Linked DNA regions of Mus musculus: region 2 is linked to region 1. The links are chromatin loops, found by intact Hi-C in ENCODE. Cell type or tissue: heart. All regions are shown on one strand. Each heading gives the region's core, and the rest is flanking DNA. Links, peaks and the distances in the headings are about the cores only. Region 1 has its middle 51 kb from the start of Gm34542. Region 2 holds the start of Gm34542 (a long non-coding RNA gene).

Region 1 (12,134 bases), core at 2,405-10,404:
AGAACCTGGAGGGCAGGTCTGCTTTGGTATGTAATATATGCACCTTAGTCCCATGTTCCCGGGGTCCAAAACCTAACAGCTTTCTTCTGTTACCCCCTGAGGACCAAACTTCTAGTACAGGAAGTCACAATGGCTAATGACTCCAAATAGAATGGTAGAAATACCCCATCTACAGTTTACTTAGATAGTTTTTCTGTTACTAATGTTTAGTTTTTCTGAACAATAATGCATGACATAGGTTGAAAGCTATGTATGTGATCTTGTTTTATATAGATATATTCATTCACCCATAAGTGTCTGTTTGATTAGCTTCTACACAGATGTGATTATAGCACATATATGCTTTGGTGACTCTTGGTTGTGGAATGATACACTCTGGCTGGCTTTCAAGCTGACATCTTGGGTTGACTTCATTCTTTATAAGGCTCTGTGCTAGTCCACAGGAAGAACACCCATAATTTATTCAACTAGTCTCCTATTGTGCAGCGTGCAGAGGGCTTCCAAATTTGAGCCATAAAACAAAACATTAAAAACAAACCAAAAGCAAAACCATGCAGATAGACAAAGGCAGTTCTCTTGTTGGTGAGGAGAGATGAGCAGGGTAGAAGGGGGGTGGGGGGTGGGGGGTGGGGGGGTGGCTCAGAAACCAGCAGGGGTCCTCTGCATCTGCTCTGTCCTGGAAGGCTCCAGATAGTTCCACGGAGGGGCCCAGGCAGCCTGGGTGGCCTGAGAAGGTTTGGTGGGCTTAAGAAGTAGCGGTTAGCCAACCAGTATGGAAATCTCCCCCACACTCTGGCCACCAGTATAGTCATTCTGGTTGGAGCTGTCAGGCACTGGCCCTGCTTCCAGGTGCCCTCTCCCCCCCCCCCCCCCCCCACCGCTATTCGTGGCTATAAACACTTACAGTTTTAAAGTGCCTCTTACCGGACTTTCTTGGAAATTTTTTTTTTCTGGAGACTAAAAGCAATAGATAATATTTGTGAGTTAAGTCTCCATGCTAGGGTCTTTGCACCTGATGCCAACAGTCCTCCTAGGGAGACCTTAAGGTCTGTTCTTCACACACATTTTACAGCTTGAGAAATAGACTCAGAGACTCAATAATGATCTAAGGTCACATAGCAGACCTGGGGTAGGGTGGAGGTGGGGGATTCAAAGCTGGTTCTATTAGCCCAGCAAGCCCCTTCTGGGTTTCTTTCAATTTTAGTGGACGTGTAGATGCTGTGGGAACCCACAGGCCACAGTGCACATGTTGGCACGAGTACACCTGGAAATAGCTGGAGACAGGAGCTCCAGTGCTCAGGAGGCAGAGGGAGGAGATCTTCTGTGAGTTCAAGGCCAGTCTGGTCTCTATTGAGAGTTTCAGGTTAACGTGAGATACATAGGAAGGACTTGTCTTAAGTGAATAAATACATAAAAAATTTAAAAAGTATTCATGACACAGGGCTGTGGAGCCTGCTTAGACTTCTCGTATGCAAATGGACCTGAGATGTGAACCTCTGCACCCATGTGAAAAAGCCAGGTGTGGACCTAAACCCTGGCACTGGAGGAGGAGGACAGAGACAGGATCACTGGGTCTTGCAGTCACAAGCCTAGTGGACAAACATGCTCCAGGTTCAGGAGAGGCCCTGCAGAAGGGACTCCGGCCCCTGAGGACAGATCAAGGAAAAAACACTTGACATCTTTCTCTGACCTCCATCTGCACAGAGGCACTCCCCCTCCCCCCACGCACACCAGACCTCCCCTGAAGAACACATAGGAGAAACATGTGTGACCAGCAGCTGGGCCGCTGAGCCCATCAGTAAAATGGGATTCATGATACTGTTGGTTATCAACGCAGCCAGGCTGGCTGCCAGTGAGCTCCAAGGATCCTGAGTGCTGGGATTACAAAAGAGCAGTGGCCTGGCTTTTTATGTAGGTCATAGTAGCGACCAGTAGCTGATGGCTACAGCCTCTATTCCTTTGGAAAACACTGAGGCACCTATATAATCCTTCCTTCCTTCCTTCCTTCCTTCCTTCCTTCCTTCCTTCCTTCCTTCCTCTCTTCCTTTCTATCTTTCTTTCTTCCTTTCCTTCTCTCTCTCTCTCTCTCTTTCTTTCTTTCTCTCTTTCTTTCTTCTTCCTTCCTTTCTTTCTCTCTTCCTATTTCTCTTTCTTTCTTTCTTTCTTTCTTTCTTTCTTTCTTTCTTTCTTTCTTCTCTCTCCCTCCCTCCCTCCCTCCCTCCCTTCCTTCCTTCCTTCCTTCCTTCCTTCCTTCCTTCCTTCCTTCCTTCCTTCCTCCCTTCTGCTGCTTAAAAATATATTTATTTAACTTTAGTTTGTTTTTTGATAGGCATGTCTGTTTTGTCTTCATGTATGTCTATGTGCCAGATATGTTCTTTATGTCCCAGAGACCAGAAGAGGATGTGGGAGCCCCTGGGACAGGAATTGCAGATGGTTGTGAGTTGCTATGTGGGCACTGGGAATGGAACCTCTTGTCTACCAGAAGAGCAGCTGGTGCTCTTGACTGCTGAACTAGCTACGTCATGTCTAGCCTTAGTGTTTTTCATTTTTATCAATGAGCTACACTACAACTCATTACATTCATTTATTCATGTGTGTGTATGTGTGTGTGTGTGTGTACGTACATGTGTGTGTGTGTGTGTGTGTGTGTGTGGTATGTAGGATGTGTGTGTGCACGATGTGGTGTGTGTGTGCATGCTGTGGGGTATGTGTGTGTGTGTATGTGTGTGTGTGTATGCTTGCTATGGTATGAGTGTGGAACTCTGAGAGCAACTTGGTGGGTTGTCTTCTTCTGCTGCTGGGAACTGAACTTAGTTCCCCAGCTCAGCAGTGAGTGCTTTTGCTTGCCAAGCCGTCTCACCGGCCTTAGCATTCTCATAAGAGCAATATTCACTGATTAGTTTCTGCACTAGTCAAGACCCTTGCTTGAAAAACTGCAGAAGGCCAGTTCAGATCAGCTTATATAAAACCCATAAGACAAATCTTCCTCCAGAGATGGGATTTACAGGCACACTTGTCTCAAAAGCCTAGGACTTGGGGCCTGATTCACCCTTGTGGGAACATCACATCATGGCTCATAAGTAACTGTACTTACATGTCAATCAAAAATGAAATAAAAACACCAACAAAGAGTCCTGTGTTTCCCTGACCCTGGGCCTTTTAATTTCTCTTGCTTCTCCCTTACCTTTGCCAGTCTGGGCAACCATTGATCTCAGAGAAACTGACATCTTTCCTAAGCATCTCTAGTAGAGTCCTGGGGAAGAGACTCTTGCTGGCCAAGCTGGGGGACATGCAGGAGTCATCTTGGTTCAAAGGTCAAAGGAGGGCCAGCCCCACAGGATCACCTAACTTTCTCCTAAGGCATTCACAGGATCACCCTAGGCATGGCTGTTCTGGGAGGCAGAACACTTTGGTGAGGTTGAGTGTGGCCCCGTGAAGGAGAGAAGGTAGAACAACCCCCCTCTCTCCTCATAACAGATTAAAAGGTCTCTGGATGTTTCCAAATGCCCCTTGCGGGAGGAAGTGACCCCTCCAGCGCCACAGATGGAGTAAGAATGTAGAAGCGCTCTACACTTGAGTTGTAGCTCAGTGCTAGGTTACTAACCTAGTGTGTGCGAGATCTGTCAGCATCACACAGGAAAAAACTCACTGGTCAGCTTTCTGTTACTATTACAAATACTGGAGACAATGGCTTTATAAAGCAGAAAGGTTTGCTTGGGCTCATTTAGTTTCAGAGATTCCAGTCTGTGGTTGGCTGGCTCTGTTGCCAGCCTTGGACACGCCCCCAGCAACTTGAAGACCTCTTAACCATGACCACCTCTTTAAAAGTCCCATCAGGGCTGGTGAGATGGTTCAGTGGGTAAGAGCACCCGACTGCTCTTCCGAAGGTCCGGAGTTCATATCTAGCTCTCAAATTTAGGAAGTAGTTTCCCATGGGAATGGAGACTGGTAAGCCAATGGCTCCTACACTGTTAATGTCCCGAGGGGTGTACACAGCCTTACTGCTAACCTCAGCCGTGACTGAAAGTCATTGAGGCCGTTTACAGTTCCTTCAAAATAATTCTAGAAGGGAATTCATAAAAATGGGTAACATCTGGAGAGATGGCTCAGCGGTTAAGAGCACTGACTGCTCTTCCAGAGGTCCTGAGTTCAATTTCCAGCAACCACATGGTGGCTCACAACCATCTGTAATGAGATCTGATGCCCTCTTCTGGTGTGTCTGAAGAGATCGGCAGTGTACTTACATACATTAAATAAATAAATAAATAAATAAATAAATAAATAAATAAATAAATATTTTAAAAAATGGGGCTAGAAAGATGGCTCAGTGGTTAAGAGCACTGGCTGCTCCTGGAGAGGACTCAACTTCTGATCCCAATACCCTACCCACACTGCCCCTCCTGACTACCCATGTAATTTTAGTTCCAGAGGATCTGACGCCCTCTTCTGGCCTCCCAAGGCACTGCACCACATGATGTACAGCCATTTAGGCAGACACTCATACACATAAAATAAAAATAAATAAATCTTGAGAGAGAAAAAAACCAACCCAGACATATTTATTTGTAAGCCTGTGAGTTGTCTATGGATACAGTCCCAGATCCGGAGGAACTGAGAAGCCCACTTCCCGAGGCGTATTGTAAACAGAAAGGAACGCCAAGACCGGTTTGGCCACACCTTGCGCTAGGTGCGTGATCTGTCTTCGGTTATTTGATCTCTTCCGTCCTGGTTGTCGCCAATCTTAAAGACGATTAATGATGCCAGACCAATTAATGATGTATGTGAGACTCCAAAATGCCAGGGAGTTGGGGTGTTATTTAAGCTCGTTCTTCAATTATTTGACTAAGAGGCACACTTGAGTGATTTCTTTTAGAATCAAAGCCTTACTTCTCTCCCCCTCCCCCTCCTCCTCGTCCTCCCCGCTTCCTTTTCATTTGTTGGCTAACACAGAGAGAGCAATGTTATGGTAAAAGGGATCCTTTTTCATTTTTTTAGATCGTTCTGAGAGGTAAGTTTTGCTCACCTGGTTTATTGCCAATCTCTTGCGTTCCCGGTGTTGAAAAAACAGAGGGGTAAGGTAGGGCTTATTTACAGTTCAGTGGTTCCTAGAACCAACACAACTGTTCCCTCGTGGAGACAGAAATTATGTCCCAATGAAACGCACCGAATATAGTCTCAATTCTGTGACTCCGTTCCCTCTTGCTAACACTCCAACCAGTTAAATCGGGGAGATTTAAGCTCCTGGTCTTTGTCTGAACACATCGGAAAAGCCAGAAAACGTTGGAACAAATTGTGGAGCCCAGTTGTAAGCGAAGGGCGGAAAAGCAGTCCAGAAACAAATGACCTAATCCGGTGTCAGAGGCAGCGGCTTAATGACTCCTGTCTGAAGAGAGACTTCCAGGACGGGTTCCTTCCTAAGTGAGCAGGAGAAAATTGGCCTTTTTGATGTAAGGCAGTTGAGGGAAAATTTCTGCTTTTGCCTCTAGGAGTAAATGTGCTTTGATTCTGATTAGATTTGTAATTTATTAAGCTTCTCCTTGCTGTTTGCACTTAGAGATACCAAGTTTGTTCTTTCTACTTGTAGAGACAGGCTTTTTTTGGGGGGGGGGCAGGGAGGTGACATTAGTTATTGTCATTGCCCCTTAGGAGGTTTTTAGTTTTAGTTGTTTTACTTCTGAACCTTGTTGCAGGGGCTGGGAGTCAGCTGTTAGAATGCTCACCTAGCAGGCGGAGGCCCTGAGCTCAGTCAACAGAACCTTGTAGGAGTAGTGGGCTCCACTGTCCTGCCAGCGTTTGGGAGGCAGAAGCAGGAGGATCAGAAGTTCAAGTCCACCCCCAGCTTTCTAGTAAGTCCAAGGCCAGCCAGGGCTACAGGAGACCCTGTCTCAAAACAAAACAACAACACACAAAAAAAAAAATTGCGACAGGGAACACATACACTGTAGAAGTTGTAAAAACGTCTCCCAGGATGCTATCTTCTCACCAGAAGCTTTTGTGTGCATTCTGGAAAATTCCAGTGTTTATGAAGTTGGAGGCTCCACGCTGATATTTATCAGGATTTAAATTTGAATCATGCATAGCACAGGAAAAAAAAGAATGGGGGCAGGGTCTTGATTTTTATTATGTGTTTGGAGAGGCGCTTCAGTGTTTACAGTCTGGGAACAGGATCCCAGCGGAATCCTTTCTGTTGTCAGGGAGGGGCCAACATTCCCGTGTCCACCCACTCACCCAGAGGCAGCCTGGTTTTGGAGTGGAAATAACACTCTTATACCTAATAGGACCCGGGAGATCTGCCCCGACTGCCTGCCGGTTTCTACAGTTGGAAATTACAAAAGCCAGCAGCCGATATCAACCTTCTGCCTGCTGACTTGCCAGAGAATCTCCCATCTCTTTCTCTTGGGCTACAAGGACTTCCTTCCTTCTGGACAAAATACTGGCATAGCCTAGGAGGTTGCAAGTTGGTTGCTGAGTCCATTGGGGTTTTGTTTACTGGTTTTGTTCTGAGTAGAGAACAGATCTTACATTTGGAGACTTTTGGAGACACGTGTGTCAAGAGGGGAGATAGATTAGAGTGTGTGCACTGGGGTGGAGCCGGTGGGTAGAATCACAGCGCTTCTCCCAGTGTGTTTTCAGATCACATATATTGACCACACATAGTGAGCAGGATTGGTTATTGCAAGCTTTGACCTTTATAAGCACGGGCCTGGGAATAATAACTCAAATGGTTCTTCAAGGTTCCCCGAGAACTCTGACCACACCCCATTTTTAAAGCTTAACATACAAGTGACTGGAACAGATTTCTCCCGATTCCCATAGATAATGTCTCCCAAAATACTTCATCTAAGTGAGTCACCGCTCACAGACTGACCAGGAAGCCAATGGCTACTCTTTTATTTTTGAGTCACTAGGGAAAAGCTGGAAACAAGGAAATTCAGCAGGGGCTGGGGAGACGGCTCAGTTGGCAAACTGCTTGATGCACAGATATAAAGCCCTGAGTTTGATTCCTGAGAATGCATGTACAATGCCAGGCATGGTGACCTACGTCTATAATCCCAGAGCTGAGGTACCAGAGGCAAGGAGGATCCCAAGGGCTTGCTGTACCAGCTATCCAGCCTGCTTAGGAGCTTTGGGCTGGGCAGTGGTGGCACACGCCTTTAATCCCAGCACTTGGGAGGCAGAGGCAGGTGGATCTCCGAGAGATGGAGGCCAGCCTGGGCTATGCAGTGATTTCCAGGACAGTCGGGACTACACGGAAAGACTTTGTCTAAAAACAAAAAGAACCAACCAACTAACCAACCAACCAATAAACAATCAGTCCTTTTCCCCAAACCATAACAAGGTGTGTGACTCAGTCATTAAAAGCCTTTAGCTGCTCTTGTAGGGGACCCGAGTTTGGTTCCCAGCACAAATGTGAGGAAACCACATGTTACTCCACCTCCCGGAGGTCTGGCTGTCATGAGTGCCTACATATGTGTGGACACAACCACTCATAAGCACAGACTGGTAATTAAGAAAATAATAAAAAGAAAAAAATTTAAAAGTGATTTGAGACAGGGTTCCTCTGTGTATGTAGCTGTGGCTGTCCTAGAACTCACTTTGCAGACCAGGCTGGCCTTGAACTCATGTACAGATCCACCTGCTTCTTAACTGCTGGGTCTAAAAGGAGTTCACCACCGCACTCAGCTATACATCTTAAAACAAAACAAACAAAAATCCAAGGTGGATAGTTTTTGATGTCCTCTGACTTCTGAACACTTATGTACACACACATGTGCGTGGGCACACATATGTGTATGAACCCACAGGACCATTGTTCATACTCATACACACAATATCTAAGCAAAAAACAACAAGAAAGCAAATGTTCTTTGACCTTCTTTTGTGCGGAGTAGAAAAGGAAAACAGACTGGGGACTGGAGCTAAGTGCTTCGGCTCCCATAAAACCACAAATCTGGGAATTAAGAAAACAGAGGAATATTTTCTCAGTGGTAGGAACAGTCTTGATTCTTAGCAGTCGGTTTGCCTGCTCTGTATCAAGGCTCGGTGTGTGGGGTGTGGTGTCAGCACATGTGATCTTTGCCATGACCAGGGTTCTCGGTGAAAAAACGTTCCAAGGATTTATTTTATTGGATTTGAACCCACTAAAATACAGCCTTTGAGCCCTGCACAAAATCTCACTGTTCCAATACCAAATGAACCCAGAGTTCATTGTCAAGCTTGCTGGAAGGTAGGGGGCCCGTGGCACCTGTAAGTGACAGGCTATTCTAATAAACAGCTCTCAGATGGGGTGCACTAGGCACGATCAAAGTTCAAGGGCTTTTTACAGTTTCAACAGGCCCCATGGCTTCACCCTGTGTTTACTTTCATTTCTGTCTAATCAGGGTTTAAGTTCTTACAGTGTACCTCGCAGAGGAGCTCAAATTCCCCAAGCCGGTAGTAGTCACACTCCTATGGAGGGGATTTAAAGAGGATCGAGACACTATATAAACAGAATTTCCATGACTGTGTGCTTATTCTGTAGATACAGGAAGTACGATGATGTTGGATATGACCTCGATGGACACAGAGTGTTGATTGTGCCCTATCTCTGTTGTCATCAGAGGTAGGGATTTATTTTATCAGAATTAAATAAAAACACACCCTGTGGCTGCTGATAGCTACAGAGGAAGGAAAATCTATTTGTTCAGTCTTTATACTTGTGCTTCAGAAAAATTATTCTCTGGGTCATTTACAGGAACAAACTAGTCCCGGCTTCTAAGTCTAGAGGAATCTCATAGATATTCCCACCACATAATAAAAGATTCACTTTCATTTATGTGTCTGTGTCTGTGTGCGCATAAGTGCAGAAGTCTTTGGAGTCCTGGAGTTGAGGTTACAGTTGATTGTCAGCCTTTTGGTGTGGGTGCTGGGAGCGTGATTTGAGTCCCTCTGGAAGACCAGCAAGTGCTCTTAATTATTGGGCCATCTCTTCAGCCCCTATTTACAGCATGTGGTTTCTCTACCCGATGCTACTGATGGTAGCGTGGAGAACGCTGACCATGAACTGTTCTAGAAAGCAAGATTTATCTATTATCTATTGGAACTGATAATACCGTTATCTATTACTGATTTCTCAAATATTAGTTTCCCAGAAAGGTTCCTTAGACACACTTCCAGATCCCGACCAGTTCTCTCCAAGTTCTGAGCGCCACTTTTCTATAGTACACGGATTCTCTTAACACATGTACTTTTTAAAAAACATTTATTTATTATAAAGAAGTACACTGTAGCTGTCTTCAGACACACCAGAAGAGGGCATCAGATCTCACTACGGGTGGTTATGAGCCACCATGTGGTTGCTGGGATTTGAACTCAGGACCTTCGGAAGAGCAGTCAGTGCTCTTACCCTGCTGAGCCATCTCACCAGCCCCAACACATGTACTTTTATTTACTTGTTTATAAAATCTAGAACCTTATTTTATTGGGCAATAAAAATACAATATGTGCTAAAATATCAGCTTGCTAAGGAAGATGTACCCATGAGCCCAAATATGGTATTACTGTTACGGGGATGGGGGGAGGGGAGGCATATCTGACTGATTTCTGACTGGATTTGGAGTCTGCTCCACAGAAGAGGATTTCAAATCTGTTACTATATCCTAATCTAAACCTTCAGTTGAGAAGATCATGGACCCAGGAATCTGCTAGGTTATTTTGCTAAATGGACCTTGTGGTCGTTTGAATAAGAATGTGCTGCATAGGTTCATGTATTTGAGTACTTAGTCACCAGGGAGTGACACTGTTTGGGAAGGACTAGAAAGATGAGGAGGTGTGGCTTTGTTGGAGGAAATGTGTCACTGGGGATGGGCTTTGGGGTTTCAAAAGCCCACACCAGGCCCAGGGTTCCTCTCTTCCTGCTGTCTGCAGAGCTCCCAGCTACCCCTCCAGCACCATGGCTGCCTACAAGCTGCCACGCTTATGATAATGGACTGAACCTCTGAAACTGTAAGCCAAGTCCCCCAGTTAAATGCTTCCTTTTAAAGAGTTGCCTTGGCCATGGTGTCTCTCTTCACAGCCATGCAACAGTGGCTAAGATGGTCCTGTTGTCGCATTGCCTTTGAAATGTTTATGTTTATACCCACAGACCTGGCGCGCTCCCCACCTCAGTCAGAGCAGCTTGCTCTGGCAGCGGGCTGCAGGCATGGAGAGATGTGTAACGCTTCCAAGTTCAGAGATTAAGGAAGCTAGTGTTCGGCCCTAAAGGAAACCATCTGTATTGACCCTGCCAGCACCAAGGCTCAGGGGATATGCTAGAAGGAAGGGCAGAAGTGACAGGGCTGTTGTACTCATGAGCTCACAGCGCTAAGGGTTGGTTACCTGCATAGGACCTACACAAGATCACAGGAGGCAGAATTCCAGCATCAGTACAGTACATGATTCCCAGCTCCAAATCATTGGCAGGGAGCTGCTGAGGGGTGGAGAAGCCCTCACTGTTTTCCCATGCTCCAGTGGACAGCTACACACCGTATACACACATGGGTTGTACTAACTAAATTTGGAGGGTCATTAAAAGAAATGCATGAAGTTGGGAAGGGGCAGTTTGAGGAGAGATGGAGGGAACTAGAAGAGGTATATAGGATCACATTCTCTCTTTCCTTCCTTCCTTCCTTCCTTCCTTCCTTCCTTCCTTCCTTCCTTCCTTCCTTTCCTTCTTTCTTTCTTTCTTTCTTTCTTTCTTTCTTTCTTTCTTTCTTTCTTTCTTTCTTTCTTTCTTTCTTTCTTTCTTTCAAAGATTTATTTATTATTGTATGTAAGTACACTGGAGCTGTTTTCAGACACACCAGAAGAGGGCGTCAGATCCCATTACAGGATGGTTGTGAGCCACCACGTGGTTGCTGGGATCTGAACTTAGGATCTTCGGAAGAGCAGTCAGTGCTCTTTACCGCTGAGCTATCTCTCCAGCCCCCTATGATCACATTTTATTTTATAGCTGTAGGCAGTTTGTTGCATGTAAATAATTAAAAAACCAATCCAAGCTATTGCTGGCTACTCTCCTGCCTCGGTGGTCTTCCCACCCCCATAGTTATCCCCATGTGGTGGTCTGTTTAATTTTTCGCGATTCGCTTGCCTCTGAACCGCTCGCCTGTATCCTCCCAGCCATCTGCGCCCTGTGGCTAGCTGTTACAAGTTCCCAGTAAAATCAAAACTGCAGAGGCTTGTAAGTTATCAGTCAGATTTATAACAGTAAATTCTCAACTCACAAAACGCCCACTCAAAGAACTCAAAACTCAATTGATATAAACACAAGTTGTACTCCTAGATTGGACAAATTACCTTATATTATTCTATTGCTCTTCTATGATACTCATAGCTACCTGTGACTATTTCAAGCCACATGGATCCGGTTGGTCCTCTTCTTCCATCTTCTCTTGTCCCTGTCTCCTCTCTGTCTGTCTCTCTCTCTGTCGCTGAAACTCTTAGCCCCGCCTTCCTTTTCCATTGCCCAATCACAGACTCTAGCCTTATATTTCGGCTGCATGTCGACAGCAATCCACGGCAGTTCTCAAAAAAAAAAAAAAAAAAAAAAAGATAAAAAGCAAAAACATAGTCTAAGTTATATACAAAAAATTAATTTTTTACAGTACTATAGCCTTAACCTAGGGCCCCGTGCATGTTGGGTAAATCCTCTCTCACCAAACTATATTCACAGCCACTGTGAGCGGTTGTTTGGTTGGTTGTTTGGGGTTTTTTTTGTTTGTTTGTTTGTTTGTTTTTTTGTGTTTTTTGTTTTGAGACAGGGTTTCTCTGTGTAGCCCTGGCTGTCCTGGAACTCACTCTGTAAACCAGGCTGGCCTGGAACTCAGAAATCCACCTGCCTCTGCCCCACCCCCCCACCCCCAAGTGCTGGGATTAAAGGCTTGTGCCACCACACCACCACACCACGCCTGGCTAGGTTTTGTTTTTTTGTCTAAGCTCCGCCCCACAGTTACCTGGTAACAGCCAGGTGTGCCTGACTCACTATAAAAGGGGCTGCTTGCCCCTTCCTCTCTCTCCATGTGCTCAAGGCCAGTCTCTACTTCTCTATCCTCTCTCTCTCTCTCTCTCTCTCTCTCTCCCTTTCTCTGCCTCTCCTACCCTCTTGACTCCCCTCCCCA
Region 2 (12,134 bases), core at 2,329-10,328, 51 kb after region 1:
GGACGGTTGAGTCCACGTGTTTGTAGACGTGTCTTTACCTTTTCTGGATAACTCCTAGGAATGGGCTTGGTGGATCACATGCTAAGTGTATGTCTCACTGTATAAAACACTTTTTTGTGACAAAAAAAAAAAAAAAAAGAATAAAAAAAATTAGCCAAACTGTTTTGTGCTCCTGTAAGCATTGTGAGAATCTCCAGCTGTCTTTACCAACAGCTGGCGCCATCAGTAATGGTTAGCTGTCCTACTGTGTGCAGTGACCTTTCATTGTGCATTCTCGTTTGCATGCCCCTAACGACTGGCGACTGGCGGTGACTTTGAATAACTACTCGTTGCTTGGTTGGTGATCTACTGTCTCTCTGTGTAAATGTGTCCGTTCAAATACTTTACTCAGTTAAAAACAATGTCTTCTTTTTATTCTGCCATGAGCAGCTTTTTATAACTGTTTTGGGGGTTTTTTGCTTTGTTTTGCTTTTGCTTGTTGTTTTGAGACAGCACCTTTCTGTGTGGCCTGAGCTAGTCTCAGACTCATGATCCTTCCACCTGAGTCTCCTGGGTCCCAGGATTAATTTAGTAACTATATTTAAAATAAAAACCCTTTTCTTTAGTCTGTGTTCCATGGTTTTCCTTTGTTTTTCTGTCTATTTCTCCCTTCCTCCCTCCCTTCTGTCCTCTTCTCCTCCCTGTTCCCTCCCTCCTTTCTCCTTTCCTCCCTCCCTCCCTTCCTTCTTTGTCCCTCCCTCCCTCATTCCTCCCCCATCTCCCTCCCTCTTTCCTTCCATCCCTTCTTTCCTCCCTCCCCCTTCTTCCCTCCCTCCCTCGCTCCCTCCCTCGCTCCCTCCCTCGCTCCCTCCCTCCCTCCCTCCCTCCCTCCCTCCCTCCTTGCCTACCAGGGCCTTACTATTACTAGTACATCTCAAGATGTTCTCCAGCTCACAGTCCCCGTCCCCAGCTTTAAGCGCTGAAATTACAGCATGTATAACACCCAATGCTTTTCATTTTCTTAGTGGAGGAGAGCTTTGAAGATGAAAATTTTTAATTTTTATGATTGTTTTATGTATTTACTAAATTTTGTAGTGATTTTGAATTATAGGAAAAAATGTGAGTGATCCAAAGTTCCAGGGTTGTTTTCCTGTGGCTTCTCTCATGGGTTTTCTAGTTGTTGTTGGTTCTACCAGTGTTTCAAGTTCACGCATCACTTTCAGCTGAGTCCTGTCTTTGCACGTGGACATCCAGTTGTTTCAGGGTCTTGTTGAAAAGACTCGCTAACTTTAAAAAATTAAATTAACAGCAAACTTGACTGTGTCTGGTTGTCTCTTTCTGATCTTTCCTGTGCTAGCAACGCTCTGTCAATCATGTGTAGCTTTGTACTGGGTCTTGAATTGGGTCAGGTGAAACCTCCCAACACTGGTCTTCCTATCTGTGCATTTTCGGAGCACCAACTATGCATCCACCTCTGCTCGTTTGTTCAAGAAGTATAGGCCATCTGGGGCCATCAGTTGGTAGAGTGCTTGCCTAGTAGGCACAGACTGGATGTGATGCCCAGAACTGCATGACTAAAGCGTGGTGGTGCATGCGTGTAATCCCACACGGGACGGAGATGCAGGGGGACCAGGAGTTCAAGGTCATCCTTAGCTACAGATTTAAATTTCAGGTTAGCTTGGGCTACCCGAGACTCATCTGGAAACAAAAATAAAAATAACTACTCAACACCTAATAAGTCAGGCTTGGCTTCAGGAGCTGGGGTACAGTGCTGAGAAAGATACAAATTCCTGGCTTTTAAGGGGTTTTCAGGGATGTGGGTGCCCAGTGGTGGTGGGATGAGATTCTGAAATATTCGCTCCTATCTGCTGCTCCCTCTGTAGCCTCTGTGTGTGTGTGTGTGTGTGTGTGTGTGCATGCACACACACACATGCCCAGATAGAAATATGTTCTCGGAGGAAAATACACCAAAGAAAAGAAGAGTGAGCTAGAAAGAGCTCCCCAGAGCAGTGAGAACTGAGAATGTGCCAAAGGACATGAACCATTTAGCACCAGTGGGGAACAGTCTTCCAGGTGACAGAGGGGACAGGAAGCATCAGAACCCAGTGGGTTGGGAGCTGTTCTCTGGAGGGCCCTGCCCTTGAAGAACACATGTTTTCCAAGAGGGAGCACCCATGTTGGAATGACAATGTAGTTAGTGCTCCTCTCCTGTAGGTTAGTGCTCCTTTGCTATAGGTAAGTGCTCCTCTCCTATAGGTCAGTGCTCCTCTCCTATAGGTTAGTGCTCCTCTCCTATAGGTTAGTGCTCCTCTCCTACAGGTTAGTGCTCCTCTGCTCTAGGTTAGTCCTGCTCTCCTATAGTACCTAGAGAGCTAGGGCAAATGGGCTAGGCCCGAAGTGCAGAGACAAACAGCTATGGAAGACTGGGTAAGCACTTCCAAGCTACGAAAGAGCAGTGTGAAGGGTCAGGGCTTGTGCAGTTAGTAGGGGAGATCTTCCAGTTGAAGAAACAGAAGAACTGAGAGCCACTGGGTATCATCCTCCTGCGCCATGCCTTCCTGGATACTGCCATGCTCCCACCTTGATGATAATGGAATGAACCTCTGAACCTGTAAGCCAGCCCCAATGAAATATTGTTTTTATGAGAGTTGCCTTGGTCATGCTGTCTGTTCACAGCAGTAAAACCCTAAATAAGGCAGAAGTTGGTACCAGTATTGCTGTGATAGACCTGACCATGCTTTCCTTTGAAAGAATGTGGATTTGGTGACTTTGGATTTGCAACACAGTGGAATGCTTTAAATGGAGATTAATGGGTCATCAATTCCTAGTAGGAATATGGAAGACTTTGTTGCTGGGAGTATTTGAACTGTGTTGACCTGGCCTAAGAGATTTCAAAGGAGAAGAATTTCAGAATGTGGCATAAAGACAGTTTTTGTGGTATTTTGGTGAAGAATGTGGCTACTTTTTGCCCTTGTCTGAAAAGTCTGCCTGAGACTAAAGTGAAGAGAATCAGATTAATTGCATTGACAAGGGAAGTTTGTGGCTGCGCTATCTGGAAACTTACAGCCAGCCTCTTGGACCTCGGGTGACTTACGCAAATACTCAGGGACAGAGATGCTTGACTCTGTACTGATGAGTTGTCTTGGATGCAAATATGGGCTCTTCATTTGACTACATGTCACGATGAGTCAGGAGCTGCTCTCTCCAGAGTGTGACAAAGCGAGGGGATGCTGACGGTAGCTGTTCTAGCTTTGAAGGTAAGCCTGCACTTATGCTAAAGTCACACATACACGAGCCGGGTGGAGAACCTGTCTGTGTGGAGACACCTTTCATTACCTGTGGCATCCAGCCTCTCAAGCTTGGACTGCCTGTGTGCTCCTGGACTCTGGAGGTCCCACTGCTCTGTCCTCTGCTGCTTATGATACTGACATTTTAAAAGAATCCAGTGGTTCCCCCCTGTACTCGGTGTCTACTTCTACCTGGATGTTCCTCATTTATGTTCTGTGACACTTCTCTGTGACTCTGCTGCATTCCTGGGTGACATGTGGACACCCTGTCCCTTTGCAGACCATGATGTCACTGTCACTAGTGGAATCAGATGCCCCAAGTGTTGTCCTGTGTTTGGGAACGTGACAGGCAGTACAGAAGCAGAAGAGGAAGGGTGAAAACGGAAATGTCACAGCAGCATCTGATGTGTGCCTCAGTCACGCATGCTGCTGATTGGAACTACTCAGCATGAGAGAGGGCCATGGTGAATACACAACCCTATACACACTGTGTCCATTTCTCTCTCTCTCTTACACAGAGAGAGAGGGAGGAGGGGGAGGGGGAGGCGGAGGGGGAGGGGGAGGGAGAGGGAGTGGGAGAGGGAGAGGGAGAGGGAGAGGGAGAGGGAGAGGGAGAGGGAGAGGGAGAGTTTAATGTCTGTGAAGAGATACCATGACCAAAGCAACTCTTATAAAGGACAACATTTAATTGGGGCTGGCTTACAGGTTCAGAAATTCAGTCCATTCTCACCATGGTGGGAAGCATGCAGGTAGATGTGGTGCTGGAGGAACCAAGAGTTCTATATCCTGATCTGAAGGCAGCCAGGAGAAGACTGCCTCTTCTGCACAGGGCAGAGCTTGAGCATAGAACATCAAAGCCCTTCCCCACACTTCCTCCAACAAGGTCATACATACTTCAACAAAGACACACCTCCTAACGGTGCCACTCCCTGTGGACCAACCATTTAAACGCATGAGTCTATGAGGGTCAAAGCTCTTCAAACCACCACACTCATGTACACACACACACACACACACACACACTCTCATACACACACACACACACACTCACACACACACACACACACACACACACACACACACCACACACACACACACACACAGAGTTCTATTTTGCACTGTTTCACTGTCACAAGGTTCTACTTATCTCAGACACACTGCCAGGAATTGTGTGGGAAGACTTTCAGTTTCTTTGGGTTCACATGGACTTAGCAGTTCTTGGTGATCCTGAAAGATTTCTGCAGAAAGAAGCCAAAGTGTTGAGCCCAAGGCCTGGCCACACATTAGTCCTGTCTAGATGAACAGGGGTTTAAAAATAAGGGGGCATCAAGGTGAAGCCAGCAGGGGCTGACTTAGAGAGGAGACCCACCCAAGCCAACTGCTCGAAGTCAAAAGCGATGAATCCCCATATCCAGCTGTGCCCGGTGCTGTCTTGCTACATCTTTAGTAAATGTTCTTTTAGTTGTATGCGTATGAATATTTTGCTTGCATATATTTGTGTACACCATAGGTGTTCCTAGGGCCTATGGAGGCCAGAAGAGGGCATCAGATCCTTTGGAACTGGAATTATAGACACTTGTTACCCATAGAGTAGATTGTGGGAAATGAGCCTTTAGTCTTCGAGAGCGGCCAGTGCTCTTAACCTTTGGTCGTTTCTCCAGGTCTTTGAGACTTTATTTTCTTGGACATCAGGACAGGATCCAGGGCTTTGAGCTTGTTTCTTCAGCCAGCTTTCTTTTCATGTATATTAAATTTTATGTTATTTTGCTTTCTTTTTCCCCAAGACAGAATCACACTCTATATAGCTCAGGCTGGGTTTGAATTCAGTTTCCCTGTCTCAGTCTACCGGGTAATATGATTACAGATGTGAGTCTGACTTTGGTATCAAAGTCCCCAGCCCTTCTGGATATGTGTTTTAAGGATATCAGATATATCCTTGATTTGCTTTGAATTTTCTTTTTAGTTACAACATAATTAGTTCCGTGTCACCTGAATATGTGTATGTCACCTACATAGTCTTCCTTCTTCTCTTCTTCCCTCTCCCACCTTCCCAGGTACCTGTCTGTCTTCATATCCTTGTGCTGAGAGTCTTGTTGAGGGAGATGATGACCGAGACAGAGCCACTGGGGAAGGGAGATGGGCTAGTGCAGGTCTTCAGAGAGGAGCTCGTGAATATTGTAGCCCCTTTAGTCCCTGGCATGTCCTCTTGTATAGCCACCGCCATGCTGTGGCCTGGCAGAAGTGAATAAGTTGTCCAGCTGTTGACAGGCCTGCCCTCCAGACCCAGTCTGATCCCAAGAAAGGGCATCTGTGTCTGTCTCTGAGGCCGTAAGTGCTGCCTGGTTGTCTCCAGCTTGACTTGACACTCCCTCCTTAATAAGAGTACCACAGAACAGGGTCTGCAGAGTCCCTGGGCCAGGTCCCTGTGCTGTCCTGGAATGCCAGGCGTGAATTTCCTGTGAAGTAGGACTTTGCTCGCCAAGCTCCCACGGCTTGCCCTTCAGATAGCCAGAATTATCTGGTACCCTGCATTGCCGTTCAATACGCAGAGTATCACTGGAAGCGCGCGCGCGCACACACACACACACACACACACACACACACACACACACACACGCCCACTCCATCTTTAAACCCCACCCCCCAGCAACGGCGGTGTAAACACTCTCCATCAGGAAGCTGAAACGCAGTTGCCCTCTGCTGGGGAGATGAAGGCAGCTTGCTGGGGGCGAGGACCGTGCTAGCAACCTTCCCTGGTGCACACGGGCTCTGGTGCATGACGGGAACGGAAACGCGGAACTAAAGTCAGTCCTGCTTTTTTTTTTTTTTTTTTTTTTTTTTTTTTTTTTTTTTTTTTTTTTTGGCGTTGGTGGTGGACTGAGTGACAATCAGTGAAATCACTTAGGTTGTTTTTCTCTTCTTCGTTGGGTTTGATAGACGGTGGGAGAGGGTCAGAGGAGAAGGGGAGGGATGGGGAGAGAGGGAGGAGGGAGGGGCGGGAGGCGGGGGGCGAGGAAAACGTGCTAACTTCTCCAATCCTACAAGACAAAGGTTTGGAGAAAGCCGCACTGAGTGACCCAGCAGAAGGAATCCAGGAATGTCCGCTGGAATCTGACTGTTGATTCCAGCGCCATGCAGAGAATCTAGGCTGGTAGGAACATTCTTTGTCCTATCCGACATAATAACTCCAACCAACACGGAAAAGAAAGGCTATACAAGTGAAGAAATGGCATTTTCACTTTCATGACTATACAATCACTTCCAGGTAGTAACACGTGTCTAGCACAGCGGTTCTCAACCTGGGGGTCACGATCCCCCACTTTTCTGCATATCAGACATTTTTACGTTGTTATTCATAACAGTAGCAAAATTGCAGCTATGAAGTAACAATGAAATGCATTTATGGTGCGTGTGTGTGTGTGTGGGGGGGTATCACCTTAACATTTACTGTAAGAAGGTTGAGAATACTGCTCCAGCAGCTAGTGTGTTGGACTTAGGTTCTGGGTATATTATTAGCAATAGCCAACCAGAATCCCCACCCACCACAGCATTGAGGCCCCATGCAGGGCTTGCTGGGAGAGGCACTGATAAGACTTCTTTATGTATTTATTTAGAGACGAATACTCATTAGGTAGGCCAAGCTAGCGTCAAACTCATGGCAATTCTCCTCCTCCAGTTTCCTAAGTACTGGACTCAGGAGTGTGTTGCCATCATATACAGTAAGGATTTATTGACTGAAGAAAATCTCAAGTGGCTTTGGTTAATCCCTACTACGCCAGAGGCTGAGGCAGGAGGCGCGCAAGGTCAAGGCTTGCCTGGGCTACATATAGAGTGAGCTCAATTTTGACACTTGGTGCGGTGTTAGTAGTAATAGTAAAGATGAAGGTGTGGCTCAGGTGGGGCCGGTGATTGGACACACTTGGGGTCTCCTGGTCCATCTGCAGCTGTGCAACAGGAAGAGCGGAGAATGAGAGGAAAGAGAGAAAAGACAGAATGAGAGAGAGGGAGGAAGAGAGAAAAAGGAAAAGAGAGAGGAAAGGAAAAAGGAAAATGAGGAAAGCGAGAAAGAAGAAATGAGAAAGAGGAAAGGGAGAAAGAAATGAGAGAGAGAAAAGAAAAGACAGAATGCGAGAGAGGGAGGAAGAGAGAAAAAGGAAAAGAGAGAGGAAAGGAAAAAGGAAAATGAGGAAAGCGAGAAAGAAGAAATGAGAAAGAGGAAAGGGAGAAAGAAATGAGAGAGAGAAAAGAAAAGACAGAATGCGAGAGAGGGAGGAAGAGAGAAAAAGGAAAAGAGAGAGGAAGGGAAAAAGGAAAATGAGGAAAGCGAGAAAGAAGAAATGAGAAAGAGGAAAGGGAGAAAGAAATGAGAGAGAGAAAAGAAAAGACAGAATGCGAGAGAGGGAGGAAGAGAGAAAAAGGAAAAGAGAGAGGAAGGGAAAAAGGAAAATGAGGAAAGCGAGAAAGAAGAAATGAGAAAGAGGAAAGGGAGAAAGAAATGAGAGAGAGAAAAGAAAAGACAGAATGCGAGAGAGGGAGGAAGAGAGAAAAAGGAAAAGAGAGAGGAAGGGAAAATGGAAAATGAGGAAAGCGAGAAAGAAGAAATGAGAAAGAGGAAAGGGAGAAAGAAATGAGCGAGATAAAAGACAGAATTTGAGAGAGGGAGGAAGAAATAGGAAAAGAGAGGAAAGGATGGAGAAAAGAGAGAAAGAAAGAGAGATGAAAGAGAGAAAGGAGAAATGAAATGAGAGAGAGAGAGAGACACAAAGAGCCAGAGAGAGAAGAAAAAAGGGGAAAGAGAAAGAGAAAGAGGAAGGCTCCTCTTGGACACATCTTCCTTTATCTTTCCCTGGGGACCGCCAAAGCCTGGTGGCATACTGTACATTCTGTACACTGTTCATTCAAAACAGGCTCTGTCTTAAAGATGGTCTGAGCGGTCAGAAAAGGGTATTGTTAACTTGTTTGCAAAACTGCCTCAGGAGAGTGCTGAGTGCGTGAAAGTTGCTGCCCGTTAAGGAGAAGTCTCTACTACTTGTGATCTCACCATCGAAAATTTCTTTAATTGTCTCCTGGTGTTCTGGGTTTTGCAGTTTTGTTTCTAAGGATACATTCTTGGGTGATGTCACAAAGTCCCCAAAGACACGGTGGAGCTGTGTTAGATGGGGAAAGACAGTCTGCTGAGGATTTATCTGGAACTGTCAGAAGGAAAAGAAGGTAAATGGGGCACTTGGGAAAGTGGCCTCTAGTTTGACTTCTGGCTTAGCAAAGGTTGTGGGGAGATAAGGCATACACAGTAGTTAGCAGGAGGCAACAGGGTCCTGGGAGGACGCGAGGCAGAAGGAGAGGCTGGGCTGACAGCATGCAATCATTGCATAGTCTCCAAAGGAGATTGCAACATGGCTGAGTTTTCAGAGGTCCTACAGAGCCCGTGGTAGAGATTCTGTGGGTTCTGAGACAACTTGACTTTAGCCAGATGGTATTTGAGTAATCTGGGAGAGAGAAAACAGCTACAGCAAACAGGGCCACATTTAGTGACGAAACTCTCACTTTGACTGTTGAGTCATTTGCAGTGGGCCCTGAGGTCAGGCTGGCCCTCAGCTCAAAAACAAGCGAGGAACTGAAGCAATTACTCAGATAATCCACAGCCACAGCCACTGGAAAGGGCCACATCCCCAGAGACAGCACAGCAGGGGTGGGGGTGGGGCTATGAGAAAGTTAGTGATTGTAGCAGTTATCTAGAATGTGCGGAGCAGAGGAGGTTACACAAAAACCTAGAATGTCATTCAATGTGGGAAACCGAGAGGCTCCCAAGCCCTAAAAGGAACAGTTTGCTTTCAGCCAAAATGGAAATAAAATTTGGGGCTTAAATCTGGCAAATGATTCAGACCTTCTGTGTAGGTGTCTTTAAATGCACAGCAGATTGATTTTCATGTTGGAGTTTATTTGAACTAAAAGACAGAAATGGTGAAAAGCACACCTGAAGAAATTGAGATGCTATGAATAAAATCATTTACTTACAGCTATCACTTAATTAGTACCTCCTTCCACCTTGCTGATTTATTGGGCTAGTCAAGGAAGAAAAGATCTTCCCTCCTCCTTCTCTCCTCCTCCCCCTCCTCTCCTCCTCCCCTCCCCTCCTTGACCTTCCTCTCCTCCTTTTCCCTCCTCCCCCTCTTCTTCTCTTCACCCCCTCCTCCCCTCCCCTCCTCTGTACTCCTCCCCTTTCCTCCCAATCTCTTTTTTCTCCCCCTTCTTCTCTTTCTCCCCCCTCCTCTTCCCTCCTCTTCCTCCCTCCCTCCCTCCTCCTCCTCATCCTCCTCTTCCTCTTCATCCTCTTCTCCTTCCTCCCTCTCCTCCTCCTCCTTTTCCAGCCCTACCTACCTTCCCTTTCTTCTTCATTTATTCAAAGTAGCTTTGAACAGCACTACTCGGTTTAGTTGTGTATAAAAGGAAAATGCAGGTCCAAGCAGCTTGGGGAAGATTGCTTTTTGCTCTCTGGAGGCAGATGATGACAGTTCAAGATCATTCCTTTTGCTCCATGTCACAGGAAGGGGGACATGCCGAATCTACCAGTTTGCAGCCACCTACACAGGATCCACCTTCACTTCTAAGGAAATGTTTGGGAAGCTACCTACCAACCACTTCTGGCATCTCATGGGCTAGAGGACTCTTAAATGGCACTCTTATTTGTTTAATAAAGGAGGTTGTGACGTGTAGTTTTAAATCCCTTCCACACAACAATTGCTACTCTCTGACCAAAAAAGAAGGGAGACAGGATACGGCTAGGTGTCTAGTAGACTTTACCACTTTGAAAAGCCTTAATATAAATCAGGTAGATACATCTTTTTAACTTATTCTTGTAAAGACAAAAACAAAACTTTATTTTTATTTGTGTGTATGCTTGTGTGTGTGTGCCTGTGTGTATACCACATGTCGCTGGTGCCGGAGAACACCAGAAGAGGGGACCTGATCTCCTGGAGCTAAAGCTATCCATGGTTCTGAGCTGCCTGATGTGGGTGCTGGGAACAGAACTCTGGTCTTCTGCAAGAGCAACAAGCCTCCTCTTAACTACGAATCTCCTCCCCATCCCCCCAAATACATTTAATTATTCATTTTAGCAGCTTTATTTCGTAACTACTTATCACAGCATAAAACAAGGATTTTATATATATTACATGCAATCGAGGATAAGAGTTGAGGGGAGATGCGTGTGCTCCTTCTGGGTGTCTGTGCTTTTGAAGAATGTAAGCAGTGCACAAGGGACCGAGGCGTGCCTGTCTGCCAGGAGCTGTCTTCTTCCCTTGGACTCTGAGCTGAGTGCAGTGCTCCGAAGAAGTAAAAGACGACCTCATGAAGCAATGTCTTCAACCCAAACATGCTGTCCAGACAAAGTCCAGCTTCATTAGTGCTCTGAGGAGAGACTTACTGAGCCTCAGGAAAGCCCCCCTCAGCATGGCGAAAGTCCACTTTGATTGAAGTGACTCGAAAGCCATGGCAGTGCGGCGGCGGCCGCGTGGAGCTTGTGCTCGAGTCGGAAGCGGCATCTTTGTCAGGCGGCTGTGATTAGCACGGGGAGGCAGGACTGGAGTGAAGGAAGAGTTGGGGGCGGGGCTTAGCGCTCTGGTCTCCTAAGCTGTAGTCAGCGCCTCAAGATTTGTAACCTGCCTTCTGCCTTCCCAGCCAGGCAGTCAAGTGGCTCCAAGCTGAAGACTGCAAAGTGCCCCTAACCTTTTGGTTATAGCGAGGCTGAAGACACCGTGCTCTTTCATGAAAGCCGGATGTCTGAAATCCGATTTGATAAATATGGATAAAACGTATAACGCTCGATCAATCGAATCGAAGGAGCTCACGATTGGCACCACGGCTTTGGGGACAACAGAGTACTGACTCGTTGGGAGGACTTGGATACTTCCCCTCCTCTTCCATCTCTTCCCCTTTCCTCACTTCCTCCTCCTTCCTTCTCCATTTTCTCCCTCTTCACTGTTTCTTACTATTTTTACAAAAGATTTTATTTATTTATTTATTTATTTATTTATTTATTTATTTATTTATTTATTTATTTAATGTATGCGAGTACACTGTAGCTGTCTTCAGACACACCAGAAGAGGGCGTCAAGTTCCATTAGAGATGGTTTCGAGCCACCATGTGGTTGCTGGGGCCTCTGGAAGGACCGCCAGTGCTCTTAACCCCTGAGCCATTTCTCCAGTACCCTTCTCACCGTTTCTCTTCAATCTTCTTCCTCTTCCTTCTCCACTTTCCTTGTCTTCTTGGTTTCATTATCTTTCTCCCTTTCTTCCTCTTCTCCCCTTCTTCCTCCTCCACTGTAGTTTTCCTTCCCTACTCTTTTCCTGCCTCCCTCCTCCTCCCCTCTCATTCCCCCTCCTCTTTCCTCCTTCTCCCTCCTCCTCCTTCCTTCTCCCTCTCCCCTCTCCCCTCTCCCTTCTCCCTTCTCCCCCTCCTCTTCCTCTTTCTCCTTCTCCACCCCTCCTGTCACAGTATCAATGGCAAGGGTGTTCTAGAATGGAGGAGTGTCCCCTAGGCACTAACGAAAGCCAGTTAGGATGCTCTGAGACGGGTACAATTCAGGGAGGGCCGTGGGGATGGAAGGGTTGTGCTGCGATTCATTCTGGAGCAACCCCCAGGCAGAATCATGAGGTTGGTTCCGGATTCGCAGGGCACAATTCAGAAGAGGAAGGTTTCAGGAAGGACGAGTTTGTCTGAGATAGGAGTTACATCTGATGTCTTGGCAGCAGAGCCACTGTACAAGCGTGCTTTATTAACCACGTGGGATTAAATCTTCTTTTAAATTTATTTTCAACTCTTAAGGAAACGTGAACTTTCACATTCAAATTTAGACTTGCAGCTCTTAT

Evidence for each region. Peaks named below come from ENCODE experiments on the same cell type or tissue, not always from the same donor. Only the 100,000 strongest peaks of a DNase experiment are listed, where the experiment ranks them.
Region 2: a loop joins it to region 1, with 2.7 times the contacts of the local background. A loop is called at or near these places in 4 of 42 quality-filtered maps.

The regions. Positions count from the first base shown.
Region 1 is chr2:170,262,074-170,274,207 of GRCm38, forward strand. No RefSeq gene overlaps it. Among named protein-coding and RNA genes, the nearest start is that of Gm34542, 51 kb to the right of the region's middle. In heart, for the core only: a CTCF peak has its summit at 4,474 (motif pointing left); a DNase peak (open chromatin) is centred at 6,258; H3K4me3 peaks cover 1,388 bases; H3K27ac peaks cover 2,167 bases.
Region 2 is chr2:170,313,415-170,325,548 of GRCm38, forward strand. It overlaps Gm34542 (a long non-coding RNA gene), which reads left to right and starts at 5,811. Exons shown (of 3, transcript XR_375322.3): 1 at 5,811-6,070; 2 at 8,354-8,477; 3 at 9,811-9,987. In heart, for the core only: a CTCF peak has its summit at 5,976 (motif pointing left); DNase peaks (open chromatin) are centred at 3,577, 5,977 and 8,857; H3K4me3 peaks cover 1,749 bases; H3K27ac peaks cover 2,924 bases.